2 separate regions of the Homo sapiens genome follow, and region 2 is linked to region 1. A link is an interaction called in ENCODE POLR2A ChIA-PET data of the cell type or tissue named here. Cell type or tissue: HepG2. All regions are shown on one strand. Each heading gives the region's core, and the rest is flanking DNA. Links, peaks and the distances in the headings are about the cores only. Region 1 overlaps SUSD5 (sushi domain containing 5). Region 2 overlaps FBXL2 (F-box and leucine rich repeat protein 2).

Region 1 (10,501 bases), core at 1,030-9,029:
CATGATCCACCCGCCTCGGCCTCCCAAAGTGCTGGGATTACAGGCGTGAGCCACTGCACCCGGCCTAGTATACCTTTTTTTCCCTGTTGATCTGTCTGTTGTCAATGTTCATAGACTCAGTTACTGAGCCCTCAGAGCATAGGAAAGTCTTCCTTCCCCTACACTACTAGCCATGCTAATATCCTTAGAATAAAATACTCAAAGTGGAACCGATGGATGAAAGGGAATATGTAGTTTTTAAGCTTCTGATAAGTTCTGCCAAGTTGAATATGAGTGTTTAAGAATTTACACTCAGGCTGGCTGGGTGCAGTGGCTCACTCCTGTAATCCCAGCACTTTGGGAGGCTGAGGCAGCAGGATTGCTTCAGGCCAGGAGTTTTGAGAGCAGCTTGGGCAATATAGCGAGATCCCATCTCAATTAAAAAATAAGAAATAGCCAGGCATGGTGGTGTGCGCCTGTAGTACTAGCTACTCAGGCAGCTGAGGTGGGAGGATCTGTTGAGCCCAGGAGCTGTAGTGAGCTATGATCAAGCCACTGTATTCTAGCCTGGGTGACAGAGTTAAGATCCTGTCTCTAAAAACCCAAAAGAATTTATATACCTACAAGTGGCATATAAATTTGCTTGTTTCCCTTCAGAACACTGAGTGCTATCATTGTTTGTAAACTTTGACAATTTTACAGGCTGAAAAAGTGATTTCTTATATTAATGCGCATATTTTTTTTTTTTGAGACAGAGCCTTGCTCTGTCGCCTGGACTAGAGTACAGTGGCATGATCTCAGCTTACTGCAACCTCCACATCCCAGGTTCAAGCGATTCTCCTGCCTCAGCCTTCCAAGTAGCTGGGACTACAGGCATGCGCCACCACATCCAGCTAATTTTTTTTCTTTTTTTTTTTTTTGTATTTTTAGTAGAGATGGGGGTTTCACCAAGTTGGTCAGGCTGGTTTCGAACTCCTGACCTCAAATGATCAGCCCACCTTGGCCTCCCAAAGTGCTGGGATTACAGGCATGAGCCACCCCGCCCGGCCTAATGCACATATCTTTAATTGGCAAGAGAGTTGAATATTTATTGACCAATTGTATTGCTTCAAAATACTTCTCTATTGTGGTCTTTATCTTTTCCTTTCAATCTATAAGATATCTACATATATCAATACAATAATCCAGGCTAGGTGGTTTATGCCTGTAATCCCAGCACTTTAGGAGGCCAAGGCAGGTGGATCACCTGAGGTCAGGAGTTCAAGACCAGCCTGACCAACATGGCGAAATCCCATCTCTACTAAAAATATAAAAAATTAGTCAGATGTGGTGGTGCGTGCCTGTAGTCCCAGCTACTTGGGAGGCTGAGCCACGAGAATCTCTTGAACCCAGAAGGTTAGAAGGTGGAGGTTGTGGTGGGCCAAAATTGCACCAATGCACTCCAGCCTGGGTGACAGAGTGAGACTCTGTCAAAAAATATATATATATAATCTAATAATTCATTGCCTTATTTTCCCATATTCATAACCAATTAGCCTAGTACTATCAAATAATCCATCCATCCTTTTCCCACTAATTTGAAGTTTCACCATTCTTACTATACACTTATGTATGTTGGGTCTATTTTGATGTTTCCAGTCTTTTGCACTGAAGTACTTGTCTGGGTCTCAGTGCCAAACAACGGTTTTTTGCATATGAGCCTCCTACATTATTGAAATAATAGCAATAAGTTGATAAGACTGAAGCAAGCAATGGGGGAGTTGCAAGCGATGAAGCTATAGGGAGGCAGGCATGAGTTCATGAAGGGCCTCATAAGCCAGGTAAAAAGTCTAGAATTCGTCCAGAGGAAAACAAGGAACCACTAAGGAGTTTAACACAGAAAATAACATGATCCCCTTGGCGGTATAGAAACAACACTATTTGCATTGTAGACGATGCATTGAGGAAGCATGCCTGGAGACTGGAGGACCAGTGAGGAGGCCATTTGAGCTGTCCAGGATAGCAGCACAGGAGCCAAATGAGGTGCAGAGGGCAGGAACTAGGTGGATCTGGCAGATACTGAAAAGGGAAGTTTTTACAGAACATTTAACTACAAGGTGTTAGGGGTGAGATGAGGATCAGGGCATAGGAGGCTGAGGGATATGAGTATAAGTTTGGGACTTGTGGATTTTGATGGGCCACAAGCAATGCCCATAGGTAGCTGCATATATGGAATTCAGGGCTTTAGGGGTCTGGAGAGATTAGGCTTGAGAAATGATTTGAGATTACCAGGCATTTAGATGAAAACTGAAGCCTTTGAAGTGTTGAGTGAGTGAGGGGAGATGAGGGTGAAACCACCTTTGCAAAAAGTATGACAATGAGAAATATCTACCATAGGAAAATTATGACAGTGAAAGAAATCTGATCTAACCGACTCCATCTTGCTTCTAACCTACAAACTGCCCTCGTTCATTCCTGGGTATGGGCCAAACTAACTTTGTGAAGAATTTATAGTGTAACATTGAAACAAAAACGATAATAGCCCCTCCCTGAAACAAACCCCCCCACCACTTGCCTGGGGACCAGACTGCCTTTGCAAAACTAACAAAGTGGCCACAAGATTAGAAATTATGGCCCAGAAGACATGCGGCCAGAGGCCTCAAGGTTCCTATCCTCCCCAGTCGCTCCTATGAATAATATCAGTATTGTAAAACCTAAGATTGGTGTTTGAGATATTTCTCAGACTCTGTATTCTGATGGACCAGCTGGTGCCATCCGGACCACTAAACTGGCTCATCTGGTCTTGTGGCACCAACCCAGGAACTGACAGAGCAAGAGGACAGCTTCAACTCCCTAGGATTCCATCCCTGACCCAATCAACTCGCACTTCTCATTCTCTTGCCCCCTACCCATCAAATTATCTTTTAAAAACCCTAGCCTCTGAATTTTCAGAGGCTGATTTGAGTAATAATAAAACTCTGGCCTCCCATTTAGCTGGCTCTACGGGTATTAAACTCTTTCTCTATTGCAATTCCTCTGTCTTAATAAATGGGCTCTATCTGAGCAGCAGGCAAGAGGAACCCACTGGCTGGTTGGTTACAAGGGGAGATGAGGGCAGAGGTCAGAGCCCAGAGGAAGTGAGCAGAGAAACAAGAGTTCACAAAGGACATCACTGTAGCCAGACATATACAAAGAAAACCTGGAGCAAGACAAGGCAGAACATGTTTCAAGGAAGTGTGTGGTCAAGTACTTAAAGCTTCAGAAACAACAAGCAAAGGGCAGGCTGAGAAATGGCCATGATATTTAGCCACAGAGAAACTACCAGTAGCCTTGGTGACAGTAGTTCCACTTAACTGATAAGGCAGAAACCAGAAGGCAGTAGATGGAAGAATGAATGATGGAAGGTAAGATAATGGAGGCCATGAGTGCAGATGATTTTGAGGGCTATGAAAGGAAGGAGAGAGATGGAATAGTAGCTAAAAGGATACAGAGTAACAGCTTGATGAAAATATGAATTATTAGTAAATAATCACTTTCCTTTTTTCTTTTTTCTTTGTTTAGCTCAGAGGCAAGAATAAATAATCACTTTCAGCTGGGCACGGTGGCTCACACCTGTAATCCCAGCACTTTGGGAGGCCGAGGTGGGTGGATCACCTGAGGTCACGAGTTCAAGACCAGCCTGGCCAACATGGCAAAACCCCGTCTCTACTAAAAATACAAAAATTAGCTGGGCCTGGTGGTGCACACCTGTAGTCCCAGCTACTCGGGAGGCTGAGGCAGGAGAATCGCTTGAACCCAGGAGGCAGAGGTTGCAGTGACCCGAGACTGTGCCACTGCACTCCAGCCTGGGGGACAGAGTGAGACTCTGTCTCAAAACAAACAAACGAAACAATAAATAATCACTTTCTAAACAGTTGCAAGTGGTTTTATTTGTTCTGAGTCCTTAAAATAATTCCCTCGTTTTTGAAATGCGAACTCTTTTCGCTTGTCCTATAATTCTTCTCTGCTTACTTAGTCCCCAATTAATCAGTGATGTGCTGATAAATATTAAATTAACAACCAGCTCTCTTGGGAAGGGGAGAAACTGCTGGGGGATGGAGGTGGGAATGGCTGTTGTGCAGGTAATTGACAAGGTCTGAGGCAGTGCACAATAGACAAGGTCTTAATGCAATTTCTGGCTCACAGTTCTAGATAAATTGAAACTACAAAAAGAGCCTGAAGTAGTTGAAGATAAGTAAAGAGATATATGCATGAAGATGTTCAATCATGGTATTTATTATAGTGAAATCCATGGAATTACCAAAACGTCTAATAACAGGAGAATGTTTAATTTATAGTACATTCATATAATGGATTATTATAGCCATTCTTTGAAGCATATTCAATGTCATGGGGAGATATAGATCTATAGCCATATAAATGAAAAAAAAAAAAACAGAATGCAATCTTATATGTTGTTCATATAATCCCAATTTAGTAAACTAAATAAAACATGTAGAGAACACAAAAGACTCATGCTAAAATACTTGTATTAGGGAAGACTGATTATGAGAGACCTTAATTTTCTTTATACTTTCCACTAAAATGACCACATATTCATATTTATAATAGAAAATCTATTCTAATTGTAAAAATGGAGCTAATGACATTTATCTCTTAGGATTGTTACTAGAATTAAACGAACATATGCCTTTCCCAGTGCCTACCACATTCCTGAAACTTAACAAGGTCCTGAATAAAAACCAGCTCCATTTCCCATATAAATGGTTGGAGACTGATGGTCTTTTGAATGGCCCTGAATGGATCTTCAAGTCATGATGGTAACTGAATACCCATTGTCCTTAAACCAAATAAAGCCAACCACACCATGGCTAAATTGGAATTGAATGCCACCTTGGGCCATGAAAAGGGGAAAAACAAAATGCTCATAAAAAGATAAAACCAGATATGAGCCTGTATTTGCCCACTACTGACATAGCAATAATGGTCAGTGATGGAGGCTTGGTTCAAGGTGAGAAGAAGCTAGCAGAGCTGGGAACACAGAGGATTACTGATGGATTCTTGGGGTTGGGCTATGGTCCATGAATGCAGCAAATAATCAGTTTAATTTGCAGTGGTGATTTGCTGGAAGGTTCCCCTTTCCCTGACACACACAAAGGTTCCCCTTGCCCTAACACAGACAACAGCTGCGTCTCTGGATCTGTCAGGATATCTTTGTTTTAACAAAAAAGAACTTCTGTAGAGAGCAGGGGAAAGCACAGATCCACATGTAACTACTCTACCATTCTCACACTCTCTACTTTTGGTAAGCAGGGCTCCCTGGGAAAGTTTTCTTCTAAGTCAATAGGGTAGGCTGACCGTATAGTTTATCATCCATATAAGGACACTTTTGAAAATGATTGGGATCCTGGTTAATAATTACCAGCACAAGAAAGAACTATCCTGAGCAAACTGGAAGGCAGGGCACCCTAACATGAGTATCGTACATTCCAACCCAAACGGCAGTGCCTGTGAAGGTAAGATATTCAAGAGTAAGAAGAAAGGAGCATCTCAGAAAACAAAAAGCCTGTAGAGTCTGGGTTTGAGTCCTTGCTCCCCTACTTACTTTGGACAAATTACTTAACTTTGTTGTGCCTAGTTACTCATCTGTAAAATTTGGATAATAGTAAATTCCTGCAGTGCTGTTGTGAGGATTAAATGAGTGAACACAGGGTACTACAGCAGGTGTTAGCTATTACTATTTTCCTTCTGAGGTTGAGAATCTGAAGCAAAGCCCACAGTTAGAGCTGCAGCCTCAGGGTCAAAAAAAGTGGTGGAGATGTTTGCACCAGGTTTAACTGGATCTTGGGGCTTGCTGCATAGGACTGGGAGGGGTGGGGACAGGAAAAGGAAGGTGCATGGGTGAGAGGTCTCATCTGCACCTCCCAGGAGCTGTGTCACTTGAGACAAAGCACCAAATCTCTCTGTTCTTCAGTTTCCTCATCTGAATAGAGAGAATGATAACACCCTGCCTACAGTATTGCCTTGCTGATTAAATGAGATAACGTTTGTGGGAACACTCGGGAAAAACACAATTTTGGAGTTATAGAATATAACTGTAAAGCTGCTCGATAATTTTTTTCTTGTTCTTTTTTGTGTTTTAAAGTATTATTTATATAAATAAAATTCATCAATTTTAAGTGTACAGCTTAGTCAATTTTGCTAAATGTATCCAATTGTATAACCACCACCACCACCACAACAATCAAGGTATAGAACAATTCTTAAAAGCCATATTCTACTTGCCTTTGGCCCTAGACACCCTCCCCTACTCCATACTACCCCAAGCAACTATTAAGCTACTTTCGCTCACTGGTAGTTTTACCTTTTCTAGAATTTCATTCAAATGGAGTAATACAGTATGTATATTTTGTGTTTGACTTTTTTTCATTTAGCTTAATATATAGAGATTCATCCATGCTTTTGCATGTATTAATATTTCATTCATTTTATTGCCAAATACTAATCCATGGTATGGATATACCACATATTTTGATCCATTCATCAGTTGATGAACATCTGTGTCGCTTCCAGTTTTGGGCTTTTATGATAAAATTGCTATGAATATTTGTGTACCCATTTTTGTGTGGTCATACACTTCTCTTGGATCAATACCCAGGCATGGAATTACTTGGTTGTACGCATATTAGCTGTATATATAATACATGTATATATATGCATATTAAACTTTGCAGAATTATTTTGAAAGAAATTATGCGTTGATTTATTGAAAACAGTGTAACATCAAGGTGAAGAAACCATACTATTATTATCACTTTATGTTGTTAGAGTTATGTGGTGCTAGATACTAATCATAGTCATAGCTCATACTTATTGAGGTGTTACTCTGTGCTATGCACTAGGCTAAGTGGTTCACTTGTATTACCCTACTCAGTCCTCTTGACAAATCTATGTCATGGGTTCTAATATTATTCCCAAGGCAAGTTAGGTGGTAGAACCAAGATTCAAACCCAGGGATTCTGGGTACAGAGCCCATGGTTCTAATCATTGTGCATTATTATTGTGTTCCAGGTGTTGTTTCCTTTGAGAACACCATGGTTTAGCTCTGATTCACTTTCTTGTCATAAACATGGGGCCTGGTGGACTTTGCAAAAAGGACAAGTTTGGGGCTTCCTGATCTACTGGACTGCACCACTAGCAGCCAGAACAATTTTCAGAAAATGTTCAAAAAGTGCATCCTAGCTGAGAACCCTACAATGGTTTCCTGTTTCACCTAAAAATTCAATCCAATATTCTCACCCCTGTATATCCAGCTCTTATCCCAATCTGTTCAGCCCTATCTTGGATCACTCCCTCTCACCTGAAACCATCTAGGCTCACTGTTTTCTCAAACACACCAAGCTCTTTCCTGCCCGCAGTCTGACATGGCTATGCAGTCTGGTCTCATCTCCCAGACCCATAACACCAGGGCCAGAGGACTGGAAAATCCACAAGAGATGTGGTACACTGCAGAGGAAAGCTTTTACTTGGGGGAAAGAGAGTTAGGAAGAATCACCCATATTTCACCCACCCCGGGACACTGAAGTCAGCAGACATGGGCTACAGGAATGTGAACATGGTGCACCCAAAATATTGAAGAAGGCCCAGTTCTAAGCACAGACCCTGGCCTCAAGAATACCCACGTAAAAGATAAAAGATAGGCTGAGAAAAGACATATAGAAGGGAGATATTTTAAAGCTACATAAGAAATGCAATAATGCATGCGCACTACTAAAAAAATCAAAATATACAAAATACAGAGCATGAACTATAAATATCTCCCTTCAGTCTCACTGCTACTCCCTTTCTAGGGTGTTTCTCCTTCAGATGTCTTTTTTTCTAGGGGAGAATTTCACACACACACACACACACACACACACACACACGTTTACACATATACACAAAAATAAGTTGTTTTTTCTTTTTTTTTGAGACGGAGTCTCGCTCTGTTGCCCAGGCTGGAGTGCAGTGGCACAATCTCGGCTCACTGCAGGCTCCGCCTCCCGGGTTCACACCATTCTCCTGCCTCAGCCTCCTGAGTAGCTGGGACTACAGGCACCCGCCACCACGCCCGGCTAACTTTTTGTATTTTTAACAGAGACAGGGTTTCACCGTGTTAGCCAGGACGGTCTCGATCTCCTGACCTCGTGATCCGCCCGCCTCGGCCTCCCAAAGTGCTGGGATTACAGGCGTGAGCCACCACGCCCAACCAAAAAAAGTTTTTTAAAGAATAAATTGGATTATACTATACATATTCTGAGACCTGCATAATATGTCTTAGAAGATTTTTCATGTCATAGCTGTCACTCTGCTATAGACTGAATGTCTGTGTCCTCCCAAAATTCATACGTTGAAACCTAATCCCCAGTGTGATGCTATTTGGAAGTGGGACTTTTGGGAGGCGATTAGGCCATGCTATGGTTCAAATGTTTGACTCCTCCAAACTTCATGTTGAAATTTCATTGCCATTGTAACAGTATTAAGAGGTGGACCTTTAATAGGTGATTAGGCCAGGAGGGCTCCACTTTCATAGGTGGAACTGGTACCATTATAAAAGGGTGAGTTCGGTTCCTCTCACTTTCTGCCATGTAAAGAAGGCTCTTGCTAGATGCTGGCACCTTGATATTGGACTCATCAACCTCCAGAACTTTGAGCCAATAAGTTTCTGTTTATTATAAATCACCTAGTCTCAGGCATTCTGTTATAGCCATACAAGACAGAGCAAGACAGATCATGAGGGTAGAAACTTCATTGAATGGGACTAGTGCCCTTATGAAAGAGACCTCACAGAACTGCCTCACCCCGTCTACCATGTGAAGACTCCACAAGAAGACAGTTATCTGTGAATTGGGAACTGGGTCCTCACAGACACCGAACCTGCCAGTGCCTTATCTTGGACTTCCCAGCCTCCAGAACTGTGAGACATACATTTCTGTCATTTGTAGCTACCCCATTTATGTTATTTTTAAATAGCAGCCTAAGCAGAAATTGGTAACAAGAAGTGGGGGGTTTGCTGTAACAAATACCTAAAAATATGGATTCAGCTTTGGAATTAACAGGTAGAAGCTAGAAAAGTTTTGAGGTGCTAGAATGTTTTAGGTGCTTCCTCTGCAGTGCACCACATCTCTTGTGGATTTTCCAGTCCTCCAGCCTTAGTGTTTTGGGTCTAGGAGATGAGACCAGGCTGGGTAGCCATGTCAAGCATGCTAGAAAAAGACTACCTTGCCACGAATGGACCATCGAGGGCAATTCTGGTGAGGGCCCAGAAGGAAACGAGAGCTGTAGAGAAAGTCTTCATCTTCTCATACAATACCTAAACAACTCTGGACAGAATGTTGGTAGGAACATGGACAATAAAGGCCATTTTGATGAGGTCTCAGATGGAAATGAAGAACATGTTGGTGAACATCAGCAGAAAAGCAATGCTTGTTATAAAATGGCAAAGAACTTGGCTGAATTGTGTTTGTGTCCTAGGGTCTTATGGAAGGCAGAACTTGCAAGCCATGAAATTTAATATTTGGTTGAGGAAATCTCTAACCAAAGTTTGAAGGACTGGCCTGGCTCCTTTATTGTTGCTTACAGTAAAATTTGAGAAGAAATAAATGATTTAAAGATGGAATTGTTAAGCAAAAAGGAACCAGAACTAAAAAATTTGGAAAATTCTCAGCTTATCATTATTGAAAACAATGAGAAACCCTGTTTTGGAAAGAACAGCATAAAGGCCCTTTCTAAAAAGGCAAATAACAGACTGCTACTAAGTGACTCTTGCAGGTCCAGAGGCTGCTGTGGAATAGCATGTAGGCAGATATCTCCAAGTCCATGCTCAGAGGTCATGTGGACCCTCACTGGATCAGCAGAGGCTTAAGAATAAAGTTGTCCCTGAGTGCACCCAGCCCTAGGCACACATGTATATGTCTGCAAGGCAGGGCTTTGAACTCCTCCTCACATTTACCACATGCCAGAAAACCAAACCACAAGTCCCTGACCACACGGACAGGTCCAGAGTGCAGCCGCAGCTCTTCTGAGTAGCACAGAAGTGGAGAAGTCTGTCTGGGTTGTTGGTGCTCATGGCCCCAGGCCACAAAGACATCCCAGAGATATCTGCCTCTGGGGCCAAAAGACCCATTGGCAACATTTCTCTGGCTGCCCAGACACTTGGCATTCGTGGAAGCTGGCTGCTGGTGTATCAGGACTGGTCTAGCCCACATTTTTGGAGCAGAAGACCTCAGGTCTGAGAAAACAAGACCTGATGCCCACCTAGGCCTGGGTGTGTGGGTGGCAGGTGAGGGGGCATCACTGCTTACTGTGATGGGGATTATTTGGGCTACCCTCTGCAGCCATCTCAGGCCTACCCAACAGCTACTCAAGCCCCCAAGCATGTGCTGACCCAGCCCACTCTCCCAGAGCTCTAGTACAACGGCACAACCACAGCTATTCTCCCAAAGCCATTGGTATCTTTAGATTCCTAGCCCTTGCTACCCCTGTTCTTCCTGTCCGCCATGTC
Region 2 (10,501 bases), core at 1-8,000, 190 kb after region 1:
TGTAACATCACATTCTCCTTACAACTCCTCCCACTGACCTTGGAATCAGAACTAAATTTCTTTACATAACCTACACAACTCTGTGATCTGGCCCTTACCTCCCCAATTCCATCTGCATCTACATGCGTCCTCTTATTTCCCACCTATTATATGTTGACCTTCTTCCTAAACAGTACTTGCCGTTCTCCTGCTACCCCTGGGCCTTGCACACAACAAACTCTTTGCTCTCTTTCCTAGGATTAGCTCCTAATCCTTCAAATATCAACTCAGTGGTCTGTTCCCCAGGACAAATCCTGCTATCATATGCTCTCAAAGCACCTCAGCTTCAGTTTAAAAGATTAGCATTATTTGATTTTATAGACTCTCCAGTCTGGGCTCTGCCAGTGCAGAGAAGTATACTTTTACTCATCATTGCACACGTGGGGGCTGGGACAGAGTTAGAACTCATTTATTTGAAGGAACAAATGAACAAATGGGAATTGATACAGTACTTTTGCCTCTCTAGTTTTTATGGTGGGGTGAATCTTACATTTGATATGCACTGGGGGAAACTGTCAGGTCTGAAACTGTTTTTGATATAGAGAACTTAAGAGAATTACATAAATGTCATTTGGCTATATAATATTCATCTGAATTTATCTTTTGCAACCATTACTGTTTACCCAAGAGAAGTCAGTAATGTCAGATCACACTGTTCAAGGTCTATTTGATTATAACCTTCAAAGATGCTCAGTATATCTCTGGGTCTCAGCTATTTGTGCAATTTTCTAAATGAACAAGGACATTAGATGCATTGATTTCACTGGCATCCCCTCAAATGGAGAACTGGCCAATAAAACTGCTCTCAAGGGGGTAAACTGAAATCTCCCCTGAAGATTTTATTTCCATCTTTACACAATTAGAAGAGAGAAGCCACTCCCAGTGTAGCAAACCCATAACCAAAGGGCCCCAAGGCTTTGTGTTTGGTCCTCACTGCCTGATTAAATGTCTCAGTCTGTTTTGTGCTGCTACTACAGACTGGATAATTTGTAATGAACAGAAACTTCTCATAGTTCTGAAGGCTGGGAAGTCCAGGGGCTGGCATCTGCTGAGGGCATTCTTGCTGTGTCATCCCATTGCAGAAGGGCAAAAAGGCTAGCTTCCAGCTTTTTTTTAGGACTTGAGCCTTGGAATAAGGGTCCTGCAAACATTTACTCATGTCTTCCTGTTCCAGAGCCTGTCCCACTGTGAACTCATCACAGATGATGGGATCCTGCACCTGAGCAACAGTACCTGTGGCCATGAGAGGCTGCGGGTACTGGAGTTGGACAACTGCCTCCTCATCACTGATGTGGCCCTGGAACACCTAGAGAACTGCCGAGGCCTGGAGCGCCTCGAGCTGTACGACTGCCAGCAGGTTACCCGTGCAGGCATCAAGCGGATGCGGGTAGGTATGGGGCAGGGGAGTCAGTCACACCTGACATTTCTAAGCACCAAAGGAAAACATCAAGAATCAGACCGGGGCTAGGCACGCGGTGGCTCACGCCTGTAATCCCAACACTTTCAGAAGCCAAGGTGGGTGGACCACTTGAGGTCAGGAGTTCAAGACCAGTCTGGTCAAAATGGTGAAACCCCATTTCTACTAAAAATACAAAAATTAGCCAGGTGTGGTGGTGGGCACCTGTAATCCCAGCTACTCGGGAGGCTGAGGCAGGAGAATCACCCGAACCTGGGAAGCAGAAGTTGCAGTGAGCCCAGACTGCACCACTGCACTTCAGCCTGCACCACAGAGTGAGACTCCATCTCAAAATAAATCGATCAATCAACACTCATTTCCTGTTATGCAATAGTTATGCAAACTGATCTGGTACAATAGTGTCACCTTAAACTTCTTCAAAATGTTCTTGCTTAGACTCCACCCTGGAAGATTCAACTTGAGTTGGGTCTGGGCTGGAGATTCCACATAGTCTGGTGATCGTAGCCCTTATAAGAAAGCCTATGTTGGGATGGGCGCGGTGGCTCACGACTCTAATCCCAGCACTTTGGGAGGCCGAGGCGGGCGGATCACAAGGTCAAGGGTTCGAGACCAGCTGACCAACATGGTGAAACCGTCTCTACTAATAATATAAAAATTAGCTGGCTGCGTGCCTGTAATCCCAGCTAATTGGGAGGCTGAGGCAGGAGAATCGCTTGAACCCGGGAGGTGGAGGTTGCAGTGAGCTGAGATTGCGCCATTGCACTCCAGCCTGGGCGACAAGAGTGAAACTCTGTCTCAAAAAAAGAAAAAAGGCCTATGGTAAAGGCAAGCAATTTAAGGTCATTATGAGTGGGAGGTAGAACTCTCTTGGCTAATTTCCAGGTAAGAGAGCTTAACAGAATTTGGCTTTTTCCATATAGTTCACCTACACTGTTTTCTTGATTATGCTTTAAGTTTAGGCAACTGCATTTAACAGCCCCATCCAGGGTGCTACAGCTGTAGAGAACATTCACTTAGTTTGTAAACAGGGCTGGTTACTACCCCTGGGTGGAAACGTATCAACGTAAGTGTTTTCACTTATCCTTAGAAGGTACTAATGGGGGGCAGACGGTGCGGGGAGTAACAGGAGTAGCTCTAATCTATAGCATAAATTCTACTTCAACTAAGGTGAAGATTTTTAATAGAGGACTATAGGTTTTTCTAGAATTATGACTATAATCCTAAAAATAGTAATGTGTAAAGACTCCACTTTTTTCTTCATCCTTCCAGGCTCAGCTCCCTCATGTCAAAGTCCACGCCTACTTTGCTCCCGTCACCCCACCGACAGCAGTGGCAGGAAGTGGACAGCGACTGTGCAGGTGCTGTGTCATTCTCTGACAGCAGCTGCCTGGGCCCAAGGGGTGATGAGGCATCCTTTCCTCTAGAAGACCTGAGTCTTCCTGACCGACTCCACCATCACCCAATCTGTTGATTCTCCATTGGGAAAGGCATTTACAGGTAAAAGACTTCTGTATGGATTGCAGTTACTCTGGTGATAGTTTTCACCTTTATTCTGCTGTGAAACAATCAAATCAAAGCCTTGTGTCAGTTAACACATGACAAGTGGTCTCAATGCAGCTAGGACCATGCCAGAAACCTGGATCTCTTAAGAGATTGGTACCTACCTAGGTACGAAAGTTCTACCCTTGGCATACTCAGCATTCCTCAAAAAGACCATCAGTGTTAGCACAAACTGAGCAGAAAAAATAAGCTGTTGATTTTCTACCTGATACTTAAGCCAGTGGCCTACTTTAATTCACAATTCCATTTTGATTAGCAGGACTTTTCCACTTTGAAGATAAATAGCAACTTTATCAAAGTGACTGTACTGCAAATTAATTCATAATGCCTGATAGTTTTATATATAGAGACTTATGTGGAAGGCATGTTAATAGGTTTCCATGAGACACCAAAGAAAAGAGGACTCTATACTGGGTGGAGCAGGGTCTTCACCTTTTTGTTTCTGTCAACTTGTCATATACACCTCCAGGGACCAAAAACAAAAGCAGCTCGGAGTCTGTGTTGCCTGATTGGAAAGTAGAAGCTCTGGTGTATGCTACAGCACATAACACATTTTTACTAAAGGAAAAAAGCTAATTATGTCCATGCCTCTCGTAAAACTGGGGGGAACCTTAAAGAGAAAGAACTAAGGCTTAAGTTATCTGTAGTATAATCAATTAGAAGTAATGAATGGATGCATGTAAAATGGATGTGATTTTTTTTCAAGCTTATTTTGAAATCTTAAAAATCAGGTTACACCATAGCTACTCAAAAGTTTTACACACTTAAAACTCAGATCAGTAAGTGTTGGTACCTTTTAGACTCATAAAATTGAATAAACCATTGCAATGCTTTAAAAAAAATTAAGTCAGAGGGTTTTATTGCTATGATTTTATGGCAGACACATCCAAGCAAAACCATTTTCCAAATGCAGACCTTCCTGATGTTATCTGAAATCTGATAAAATGACCCTACTCTCTGCTGTGGTTCATTCTTGCTCCATGCTGTCCATATTTATGATCTTTATTAAGAACCTGTCAATCAGTCATCACCACCTTCATTGTAAACTTAGGTGTTCATGGTGGCTGGCCCTTCCAAACAACCACTCCCCCAAACTGAAGGGCCAGAGCTCATGAGAAACTTAAAAGTGAAACGGCAAAAGCAAGATGTGTTCCCATGACTACCAATACCTTTATTAGGCAGTTTTAGAAGTGTTTTTAAGGATATATTATGTCAGCTGCATTCTAGGAAGAGAAGCAGATTATATATATATATAATCTCCCCATAAACGGACTTAGCACAATTATCATCAGAGTAAGCATTAAAGTCATTTTATTGCCTTATGATATATTCCAGTATTCCTTGGTCTAAAAATTGTGTGGATACCATAGCAGTTAGTTAAATATACATTTATACCCACTGTTTGTTGTGGAAGAGATGATGGGGGAGGAGGACTGATGCAGGAAGCAACTTCAATAAATGAGCATATAACAGACTTGCTTCAGTGATTATGAATTAGTTTAGTTTCTATTAAAAAAAATTAACTTAAGGCTGGCCACGGTGGTTCATGCCTATAATCCCAGCACTTGGGGAGGCCAAGGCGGGTGGATCACCTGAGGTCAGGAGTTTGAGACCAGCCTGGCCAACACAGTAAAACCCCATCTCTACTGAAAATACAAAAATTAGCCGGGCGTGGTGCTGGGCACCTGTAATCTCAGCTACTCGGGAGGCTGAAGCAGGAGAAATGCTGGAACCCAGGAGGCGGAGGTGGCAGTGAGCCGAGATTGTGCCATTGCACTCCATCCAGCCCAGGAGACAACAGTGAGACTCCATCATCATCTCAAAACAAAACAAACAAACAAACAAAACAAACCACCAGAGCCTTCTATACATGATTGATTTCTTTTGAGCCAGGATACAACCTATCATCAGTCACAGCTATTGGACTTGATGCTCAATGATCCATGGCCTCATTTACAAAACAGGAGAACCTCTTGTAAGAAAATCAGGTTTGCAGGCTGGGCACGGTGGCTCACGCCTGTAATCCCAGCACTTTGGGAGGCAGAGGCGGGCGGATCGTGAGATCAGGAGATCAAGACCATCCTGGCTAACACAGTGAAACCCCGTCTCTACTAAAAATACAAAAAAAATTAGCCGGGCATAGTGGCGGGTGCCTGTAGTCCCAGCTACTCAGGAGACTGAGGCAGAAGAATGGCGTGAACCCGGGAGGCAGAGCTTGCAGTGAGCCGAGATTGCGCCACTGCACTCCAGCCTGGGTGACAGAGCCAGACTCCGTCTCAAAAAAAAAAAAAAAAAAGAAAATCAGGTTTGCTTCCTTTTAAAGTCTGGAATAGTTTAGTTAGTTAGTTAGTTAGTTAGTTAGTTAATGGAATAACAACATATCCTCAGTTGCATCAGCTTTCAGAAAATAAACTGAAAAGGAAAAAACTATGAGCCTAACCTCTTACTACATTTAGACTGGCTCAGAATACACACAGGGAAACTCCTTGATTCTATGACACGAAGTGACAGTAGCAGGAACTGGGATTTTAAATGAGACACACATTTGCAAAACAATCAGAAAACATTTATTATACTGAAATGTGTACATCCTACTATTAAAAAAACAAAGTAACAAATTTGCTGGTGCCAAAATTTATTTAGCCTGTTTCACTGGGACAAACTCACGTTCAATGCCACTCAGTATAATTTCAAGTCTGATAAGCATCTAAGTATTTTTACCCCGCTTCTAAAACCTGATGAGGAATTCAAAATAAGCACACAGCATTAAATGACATTTATTGTTCCATAAATCTTGAGACCCAAAAAGGAATGCTAAATAGACAAGCAAAACTTTTAAAACAAACGAGATAAACTCACTTCTTTCCCCAGTGACTGGTACAGAAAACATGTGGTCACACGAAAGCAAAGGGAAAAAGTCAGAAAGGAAAACTCTCTGCCTATAGGATCTATAGGAGTTACAGATATTTTCAAATCGATGATGAAAATAGATCGTGCTTCTTTGTAGCAAATAATTAACCCCCTTTATGAATAAAACATAAAATGTCAAAGCTTTTACTCACTGAAGTAGTTTGTCTTCTGGGAGAGATTTCAAACTCAAAATTACTCATTTCCTATTTTTTGCCTGAACACAATGAGGATCAAATAGTACATTCAAATCAGGACACCTGGGTATATGGACAAAGATATCCTACAATTAAAATGGAATAGAAGTTAAAAAAAAAATTCAGTCCCCTACACCACAGGCCTCAAACATGCTTGCTGATGGATTCTGGGAAGGTTTTGGATGAAGGACGGAGATATGGGAGGAAAGTGAGAAAACAGTGGATTCCCTTTGAAAAGTATGCTAGCAGACAAGCATTTGGTTTTATGAAAGAGGCACTCTTATAGAGAAAGAAGCTAGTATGTGGTGTATAAAAAGCCCCTAAATCATCACCAGAATGTCTATCCATGATTGTACTAAAGCTCAATATTTGAGAGGCTTAAGGGATTTGTATGGTACATTTTAGTGTTTGATTGATAACATCTAGTGTTTCCAGAAAAAAATTCATCTTGTTCATAATGAAGATCCCTTAACACCTAGTCAGAAGCTATCAACAATAATACTTTCTCCCCCTACTTGGGTCACCTATTTCCAATGTCTGGGGTAGGGCTTTAAAAATGTTTAATAGGATGGTGGGGGTGGGGGGTTAGGGTGGGGGTGGTCAGAGATGGAGGGAGAGAGGGAAGAAAATGAGAGAAAAACCACGAGTTTAAAAGGCAAGGAATCTCCAAAAATGAAAACCAGAAACTAAAATGCTAAAAATGGAAGCAGAAGCAAAAAAGTTTTTCAATAAATCTGTGACAAAGCCAAAACACAAAAGTCTTTGTACCTATTAGGATTTACACTGATCCTCTCACCAAGGTACTCCTGATAATGCAGTTTGCTTCAAGCCCATCTTCCTGGCTTGGATCTTCTCCAATCTGGCATGATCATATCAAACGTACACCCTCAGACATGATTTCTTCCAAGAAGGTGCCGAGCCTCTTACCTGACCACCAACGGCCACATCAGCACAACACAACTCTCCGCATACAGATTCACTGCTGGCCCCACAACAGCACTGTCCCCCATCTCCTCTCCAGGTCAGCATAAGGTTCAGGCAATAAAAGCCAAACTGGCACAGAAAGGTAAATGCCCACAGTAAGTTTCTACATTCATTTCCAAACCGCATACAGTGTAAAAAGACAGCAAAGGCTGCTTCTAGGAACTGTATTTACTGGCCTCTGCCAGAGCAGCAGGCAGCTATGCCTGCACCGTGGCCTCCAGAGCTGGATGCATGCTGTGCCGATGTGCTCACTCTCATGAGGATGCTTGGCTATGGCAGTGACAGTGAGGAGATTCACCTCTCATACAGCTCATTAGAAAGGTCATCTTGTGTTTTCAATATGAAACATTTCATATGGTAAAATCCAATCCCAAGACTTCTTGGATTCAGTCTTCACACACTTTTAAGCGTGACTATTTGGTACTGAATACAGTTCAGTCTATATAAGACATCACTTCAAAATTATGTGGATGCCATCACTACTTTCAGCTGCAGAAAAAGGAAAGACAGTATTTCTTCAGTCAGGCTTAGGAAATTAAGCCTATTAAATGGAAAACTCCCTGCCAACTACAACCTCCCTTCCCAATTCAGAGGTTACCTTTAAATGATTCTAGAGAAACAAGCAGATTAACTTGCTCTAGCTCCTCTTCCCCCAAAAAACTTCATGTACACATTCCCTTTTTAGACATTCTGCGAAGCCTGGCCCACTATCAACGCCCGCATTCCAACACTGTCTGCCAGTTCTGGGGGTAGGGGGACATCTATCAAGACACACAATAATAGTGCTGTCCATAAGGGGAGCAAGAGCTAGAAGGAGAACAGGTGAAATATACTGTGTCAGGGCAGAGGACCTGAGGGAGTAAATGCAAATGTGTACATCTACCTTTTCCAGAAAAATTTCTGAGCTACTCACAGAGATTTCAAACATTTTAAAACTGTATCATTCCTTTTGCCTAGTGTTTCTCAGTAAATAGTGAGAAGCAATATAGGCATTCATAAAAAAATGATTTTTCTCATGACGACAAAGTTTAAAAAAAAAAACAAAACAGTAAATTGAGATTAGAGGGGAGATCCTATGATTTCTAATACCAAAAAATGTCTGCTGGTTTCACAAAACAAAACTATGCAATTATAGTATATGTCTTCTTTTTCAGACAATGTCAGTTATGCAAGGTAAAAACTGTACTGCTGTGAAAACAAAAGACTGAGCAGAAGGGTACTAGGCTAAAGATGTTTCTGAAAGAGTGAACCAGTTCAGAGTTAAAACTCAGCCTTGCAGGTAACCTGATGGCATACGCAACATGTGAGGCGCAAAATAAAATCAGTATTTCAGTAGTCTGGGGACACCTGACACACATGACATCTCCCTCTTCTAGGGGCAGCTTTTGTGCTAAGACCGGATTTGGATCTTAGCTCACCTGACTTTTAAAACAGTCTATGAATGTATGATCTCTTCTCAAATAATTTTACATTTAGGAATCCCTCCTCTTTAATGTTGGAGCCACCTAAGCCTGGTCCTGGCTCTTTTCATATTCTCTCCCTAAATGACCTTAACAACTTCTACAGCTTTGAGTCACTGCTGATATGCTGAAGGTTTCCAAATTTACATCTCAAGCCCAGGCCTCTTCTCTGAGCCCCAGACTGGTAATAGTCAACTGCCTACTTGACATTTCTACATATCCAAAATCAAACTCTTGGTTGATTTACCCCAACCATACTTACCTCTTCAATGAGATCACCATCTGCCCAGTTACTTTCCACAGAAAATAAGGTGTCAGAACTATTCCTCCCTCAAAAGTGGAGCCCACTGGGACCCTGTCTATAAACGTGTAAGATACCATCACCTTTCACCTGGATATCTCCTGCCTCGTTTTGCCACCTTCTCATCTGTCTCCACAGAGTTGTGAAAGTGAAAGAAAAATCTAGTCACATTACTACTCCTTTGTTTAAACAACTTCAGTGACAACCCAATGCATTTCAAGTAAATCCGAACTACCATCATCATCCGGTCCCCGCATGCCAGACCCGGCCTCCTGCTTTGATTTGCCCTGATCCGCTCACCCTCACACACTGCATGGCACCTACATGGCCCACTGCCAGGCTTTCCAAGAAGCCAGGTGTTTTCTTTGCACACAGCCCCACGTTGCCTGGGGATGCTAATCCAATGGCCAGCTCCCGCTTCTTCTCATTCTTCAAGTCTCAGGATTAATAACACCTCCTCAGAGAAGCCTTGCCTTACAGTTTCATATTCCCCTCAACCCAGATCTCCCTTATCCATAAGTACCCCCACACTTTCCTGTTCCTTCATGGAACTTAACATATTGGGAATTTTGTGTATCTCTTGGCCAATTTTGGTTTGCTTTCCCCAATAGGAGTTTCATGGATTCTGTTTTATTCAATAGATCCACTGAGCGACAGAAGCACGGTGTCTGACACAAAGTGCTCAGTAAGACGTTGGCTGAATGAATTGAGATTTTTTTTTCCAGTCATCTAGAAAGACTGACTCCTCTTCCTTATATGCTAATTTCTGTTACAACCACTAGAAATATTCTCATTTATCAAACTTTCTTCTTAAAATGAGTAAAGCAATCATTTTAAAGAATAAACACGAGAGGCACTAATTAGAGGCACACACCATCTCTCATGATTCCAGCATTTTAAGACACACACACATGCAAAGTACCTTTTACTGTGGAGAATAAAAAACAACTCTCATCTTGAAAATTCTGAACCATCTGGAAGGATAAAGTAAATGCGTAAGTACAATTAAGATCCAACTGTCGTTTCTTAAAATGATTTTAAAACAGTAAATATTCTTCTCAAACAAACACAGGACTCAATGGCCAAAACGATAATTCATGAAGGCAGTGTGAGGCAGCAAAGATGCACACGTGCTGCACTGCCTTGTGTTCACTATGCCTGTCCATAATGGTCCCTGAGAGACCTGGTCAGTCACCCATGTGACCCACAGGGGCACATTCCCTGCCGGCTCCAGTGGATGATGACTCGAACAAAAATTGCATAAAGTGCTCTTCTATTATTACTTGCCACCAATCACTAGGGGAAAAATTATATATCTTACATGTTTTTTTAAATTAGTCATCAAATAATAGACAAAAGGAAAACACATCCAGTGACTCACCTCATAAAAAGGGCCAAAGCCTGCCACTATCCCTAGAGTGCCCCAGTGATTGGCTGCATCCTAAAGGGCTGGGGGGAGGCTAAGCCAGTTTTCCTTGGCTTGTATTCCATATTATCACTAGGATGCCTGAAACTCTTGGTTATAAGTTCTTCCAAAGTGATTCCCAACTCTCTGAAAATGATTCTCATAAGTATTTTCAAAAGAGGTCACAGAATTTTTCTACAGTTCTACAATTACATGTATAAAAGTAAATAC

The links. ChIA-PET counts read pairs that join two places held together with the same protein. Peaks named below come from ENCODE experiments on the same cell type or tissue, not always from the same donor. Only the 100,000 strongest peaks of a DNase experiment are listed, where the experiment ranks them.
Region 2: POLR2A ChIA-PET joins it to region 1 with 8 read pairs; 2 of 35 experiments call an interaction of 5 or more read pairs at or near these places.

What each region holds. Positions count from the first base shown.
Region 1 is chr3:33,191,365-33,201,865 of GRCh38, forward strand. The region is part of intron 3 of SUSD5 (sushi domain containing 5); the gene reads right to left. Among named protein-coding and RNA genes, the nearest start is that of SUSD5, 22 kb to the right of the region's middle. In HepG2, for the core only: no CTCF peak of the experiment used is centred there; a DNase peak (open chromatin) is centred at 5,337.
Region 2 is chr3:33,382,776-33,393,276 of GRCh38, forward strand. It overlaps FBXL2 (F-box and leucine rich repeat protein 2), which reads left to right. Exons shown (of 15, transcript NM_012157.5): 14 at 1,214-1,426; 15 at 2,726-5,317. The coding sequence ends at 2,833. UBP1 (upstream binding protein 1) reads right to left here. Exons shown (of 16, transcript NM_014517.5): 15 at 9,788-9,839; 16 at 5,561-7,593. The coding sequence ends at 7,556. Among named protein-coding and RNA genes, the nearest start is that of UBP1, 52 kb to the right of the region's middle. In HepG2, for the core only: no CTCF peak of the experiment used is centred there; no DNase peak of the experiment used is centred there.